Regions from separate parts of the Mus musculus genome. Here region 2 is linked to region 1. Evidence: chromatin loops called from intact Hi-C (ENCODE). Cell type or tissue: left cerebral cortex. All regions are shown on one strand.

Region 1 (2,500 bases):
GGCAGCATCCAGCCAGGCATGGTGCAGGAGGATCTGAGAGTTCTATGTCTTCATCCAAAGGCTGCTAGTGGAAGACTGACTTCCAGGCAACTAGGGTGAGGATCTTATGCCCACATTCACAGTGATACACTTACTTTAACCAGGTCACACCAATTCCAACAAGGCCACACCTCCAAAAGGTGCCACTCCCTGGTCCAAGAATATACTAACCATCACACTGAGCTATCACACTGAGCTATCTTCCCAGCCCATAAAAGCTACTTTGTAAAAGTTTTTACCTATGCCATTTGTTCCTCATTCAGGGTATCATGAATATGTGTCTAGATTTGGCCATTATGGTTTAGTTCTTTGTTGTTTGTTTGCTTTACATGGAGTTCATTTGTGCTTATGTGTTTTGAACCTCTGTTCTTTGTTTTCTTCTTTTGATACAGGGTCTCACTGAAGTTCTGGCTTGACTGGAACTCCTTGTGTAGACCAGGCTGGCTTTGACCTCATAGAGATCACCCGCCTCTGTCTCTCAAATGCTGGGATCATGCCTGGCTTCTTTGCTTTTCTTATAGTCACTTATATCTTATTAGACATTAAAAATAACATAATAAATCAAAGGGCATTTGTTTGTTTTTGCTTCCAAATAGTGTGCTGGCTAGGAGTCTTTGAAAAAGTATTAAAAGTATCAAGAAGTCACAGGGGATTGGAGCAATATTGCTGACTGTCCACAGGTAGCATGCCAGGTAATTGTAGGGACCTTTGTTACCTTAGTTCCCCTGCAAGTCAAATAGTTATGGTGATAGAACTGGGAAAACTGAGCACTTGAATTTTTCTTTGGTGTGGAGCTTTATATAAGAGGAAATGGTGCTTTTGGAGTCCAGGCTGTGCTGAGGCCTTCAGATGACAGCAGGAGAATTTCTGCACATGCATGGTCAGCTGCTTGGTGCTTTTAGCTGTTGGCTGTGGAGGCACAGGTAAATGGATCATTCAATGTTCTGTGTTCATTGCCAATAGGTAGGTACCATTGTATCTTGATATAAGTTTAGTAGAAGGAAATATTTAGAAATTCTTTACCTTCAAAAACTGGTTTATGTATGGTATTTGGGAGGACAGTTTACTTTAGCCCAATGACTTGCAGTTTTCTTTTCTTTTTAAAGATTTATTTATTTATTTATTTATTTATTGTTATATGTAAGTACATTGTAGCTGTCTTCAGACACACCAGAAGAGGGCGTCAGATCCCGTTATGGATAGTTGTGAGCCACTATATGGTTGCTGGGATTTTCACTTCAGAAGAGCTGTCAGTGCTCTTGCATCTCTCCAGCCCAGCAGTTTTCATCAATATATTCTATGTGTGTGTGTTCATGTTCTATGTATGCTTCTGTGTGTGCTTCTATGTGTGTGTGTGTTTTCTATGTATGCTTCTCTGTTTCTATGAGTGTGTGTGCTTCCATGTGTGTGTTCTTCTATGTATGCGTCTGTGTGTGTGCTTCTGTATGTGTTCTCTGTGTGATGTATGTGTCTGTGTGTGTGTGTGTGTGTGTGTGTGTGTGTGTGTGTGTTTGTGTACAGCCTTAGCCTTACTGTATAGTCTAGGCTTGCACTCCTAACACTCAGACTCACAGTTTTCCTGTTTGTGGTCTGTGTTGTGTTTATAGGCGTATAGATTACCATATCCAGCTCATCATTGTTTCTTGTTGATTAGATTGCATGTATGTATGTATGTATGTGCTTTGTGGTTTTTAGAAAGAGTCTCAGGCTGGCCTTGACGTACTGTGAAGCTGAGCATGATTTTCAGTTTCCTAGTTTGCTGCGTCCACTTCGCGAGTGTTGAGATTGCAGGCATGGTTTATATGACACTGGAGACTTCACCCAAGGACTCCACCAGCTGACGACAGCCCCAGCTTCTAGAGGCAGTTTAACAATCTTAATGTTCATATTCAAACAAATGGTCAGATTTTGGAACACAAAGGTAATCAGTAGGATGTTAGTGTCAAGAAAAGCATGCAGTTGTCTCTGGTTTTACAAGCATTGTAAAACCTATCTTAAAAGAGTTACTTTTAAATACGTCTAAGTTATTTTAATGGGGTTGGTTTTCTTTCCTATACAAAATGATTTGAACTTGTTCTTTTGTGAACCAGATAAATTAAAAGACCTTTTGTTTTTACAATGATTTGTATAGATATCTGTGTATAATAGCTGATTCTGAAATGGACTTAGCTCTAAAAAAATGGCATGAAATCACTATGGTTCAGTAACTGAACTGCTTCATTATTTACAATGACAAAGAAGCTTGCTTTTTTCTATTGGGGATATGTGTTGCCAATATGTAGTAATCATTGTCTTTATTGTATCTCAGAAGCCCTTAAAGTAATTGGCACTAATTATATGTGTGTACATATATAGTCATGTATGCACTTCTGTGCACATGCTGCACGGGAGGGAACATTCACACAGAGTGCAGTGGAAATAATCTCCCTTGTGTGTTTCAGGAAAAAGGAGTTTCCGTTTG
Region 2 (2,500 bases), 620 kb before region 1:
CAGTGACAGAGTGCTAAGTAGTTCTATGCAGGTTTGTTTTAGGCTAGTCATTTATGTTGCATTCCCATAGGTCCCAACAGTAATCTCCCTTATAGTTACCATATGTTGTAGAATTCAATAGCTCCACGAAAGTGCCTCCTTTCCATTCCCGATCCTACGTCCCGGTATTTCCCTTTCAAGTCACAGTCACAGAGAGTAAGAACCCAGCTGGTGTGAAGCCCCTGGCAGTGGTGTGAAGCCTCTGGCAGTGTCGCCAGGGCTTGGTTTCACACACGTCCATTCCAGCCACTGCCTTTCTTGCTCTGGATTCTTGTCACATGCCATGGGTGGGTTGGGAGAGAATCCCCTTTGCCAGTTGGTTCTTACCACTTTCATTATCTCCAATGAAATATCAGCCTTCTAGAGAAGCCCTGCAAAGTGCCCTGGAGAGGTAGAGCCCAATGATATTGGCTCTGGAGCACTTTAGCCCCTCTTTCTAAAATAGCACCTCAGTGTTGTGTTGTATTTGCTCTTTAGGGGTTTTTTTTTTTTTTTTTTTTGGTTTGTTTGTTTTTTTGTTTTTTTGTATTAGTGCTTTAGTAACTAGACTGCAAACTCTGTGAGTGGAAAAAATTGTCTTTTATGCACGAGTCACCAGCCTGGATCTGGGAGAGGTTCCTAGCAAGGACAAAAGTCCCAGTGAGCTGCACAAGAGTTCCCTGAGTTCATCTCTTTGGCAGTGTCCTGTAGAGCCTTGTCTTTGTAGTCTCCTCCTCCTCCTCCTCTTCTTCCTCCTCCTCTTTAATAAGTTGTATTCTATAAAGAGGAGATGTTACAGCTCACCCTCAAGTGTCACTGTACAGCTCTCTGATTCAGAGCTAACTCACATGCATAAAAAGAGAACAGGGGCCTCATCCATTCTAAGCTTTGAAAACACACAGCTCAGAACATAGCAGCTTCTCCCTTCCCAGCCGCTAACTTTTTAAAGCAGGTGACATTTGCTGACAACTCATTAGGGAAAGACTGCTTTAAATTCTGCTGCATAGGTAAAGGAGCATTCCCCTAAGTAGAGTTTGCATTTCTTGGAAGTTGGCACTCTAACAGGTTCTTTTAAAACATGTTGCTCTTTTAAAACATTTATTGTGTTAACAGAATACCTCACAGGTTGCTGTTTGAGCTCTGGCCTTTGGGTTTGCAAATTGATAAAGGGTAACTTGGTATCAATTATGGTCATATGGTCCTGACAGCAGATAGGGGGCGCTGAAGAGGCAGTGGTGCCAGGTGGCAATAGCAAAGAAAGGCCATGCCATCTGGATCTTGGAGGATGCACTTGCAGAGGAGCGCCTGGCTCAGCACTCTTCTCTGTACCATCTTCTTTCCCTTTGCAGCTTCCCACTTCCCATCTGTGCCCGCCCACTGGTTTCTCAAAGAATTAAAAAAAAAAAAAATTGGCATGGCGTAAGGAAAAAGAATCAGGAATCTGTGGGCTGCCCCTTCCTCAGCTTATTCAGTGTTAGTGACCAGTGACAGCTATGTCCTGGCCTGCTTCCCACACCCATTCTCAAGGCTGTAATCTGATGTCACCAGCGGGGCTGTGCATTTTGCTGCACCATACCGTGGGGTTCCAAGAGCTAGTTGTACTTTGTAAATTGCCAGCAAAACGTTTTCTTTTTCCTTTTTATCCTTGCCAGTGCTGCCTGCAGACTCCAAAAGGCATTTTCAGAAAGCAGATTCCACAAGTTCCAGAATCCAAGCACGAGTAATCATTATCTATTCTGCTTGAGTACAGTTCTATAGAAACAGTGACAATTTTTTGCCAATAGTTATTAAGTTATCACCTTGCCACATGAACTCCTCCAGAAAACATCATTTAATGGATAAACACTAGAACAACCTTTGCTGTTAAGTTCCCTAATTCTAATAAGTGTAGTTTTCCAGAAGGAACAAGCCGCAACAACCCAAACCTTAAGCAGTTGTTATTTCTGAACAGAATGTTACTATATATGGTTGTTTTAAGGATATTTTGGAAAATGGGTAGTTGGTAAATGGCTGTTTAATATAGGAACAAGCACTTAGAAGTAGCCAGCAAGTGAGAATTTCACAGCACCATTTTTTGGACTGCTGTGTGGATTTTTACCATGCACTGGATTCCTATGTTGTTCTGAGCACTTTTGTTTTTTTGTTTTTAGAAAGTGAGATTTTATCTGGGTATGGGTAGATTATCTCAACTTCAGCTTCTTCTGACAGTATCCTTAGAACATTTGTAAACAGTATGCTTTGTTGATGGACTTTGGAAGTCAAGAAAGTGCTAATGGAAAAGGAATAGGGGTGATTTGCATTTAGGCTGCCCAAAGGATATCTACACTAGGGCATCTCACCCCACCTCCAACATTAAAGAAGGAAGAAGGCACAGGGTTAGAACAGGGGGAGTCAAGATATCCCCAGGAGGAAGCCTGGAAGTTGCTTTTCCTAGAGCCCCTATTCTTAAACACAGTTCCAGTGGAGATTTTTCAACTTCTTT

What was found. A loop is a pair of places that touch in the nucleus more often than their neighbours do. Peaks named below come from ENCODE experiments on the same cell type or tissue, not always from the same donor. Only the 100,000 strongest peaks of a DNase experiment are listed, where the experiment ranks them.
Region 2: it touches region 1 in a loop (3-fold over the local background); 1 of 42 quality-filtered maps calls a loop at or near these places.

What each region holds. Positions count from the first base shown.
Region 1 is chr1:7,098,244-7,100,743 of GRCm38, forward strand. All of the region lies in intron 1 of Pcmtd1 (protein-L-isoaspartate (D-aspartate) O-methyltransferase domain containing 1), which reads left to right. Among named protein-coding and RNA genes, the nearest start is that of Pcmtd1, 11 kb to the left of the region's middle. In left cerebral cortex, a CTCF peak has its summit at 1,215 (motif pointing right); no DNase peak of the experiment used is centred here.
Region 2 is chr1:6,482,219-6,484,718 of GRCm38, forward strand. No RefSeq gene overlaps it. Among named protein-coding and RNA genes, the nearest start is that of Alkal1, 120 kb to the left of the region's middle. In left cerebral cortex, a CTCF peak has its summit at 1,229; a DNase peak (open chromatin) is centred at 1,426; H3K27ac peaks cover 530 bases.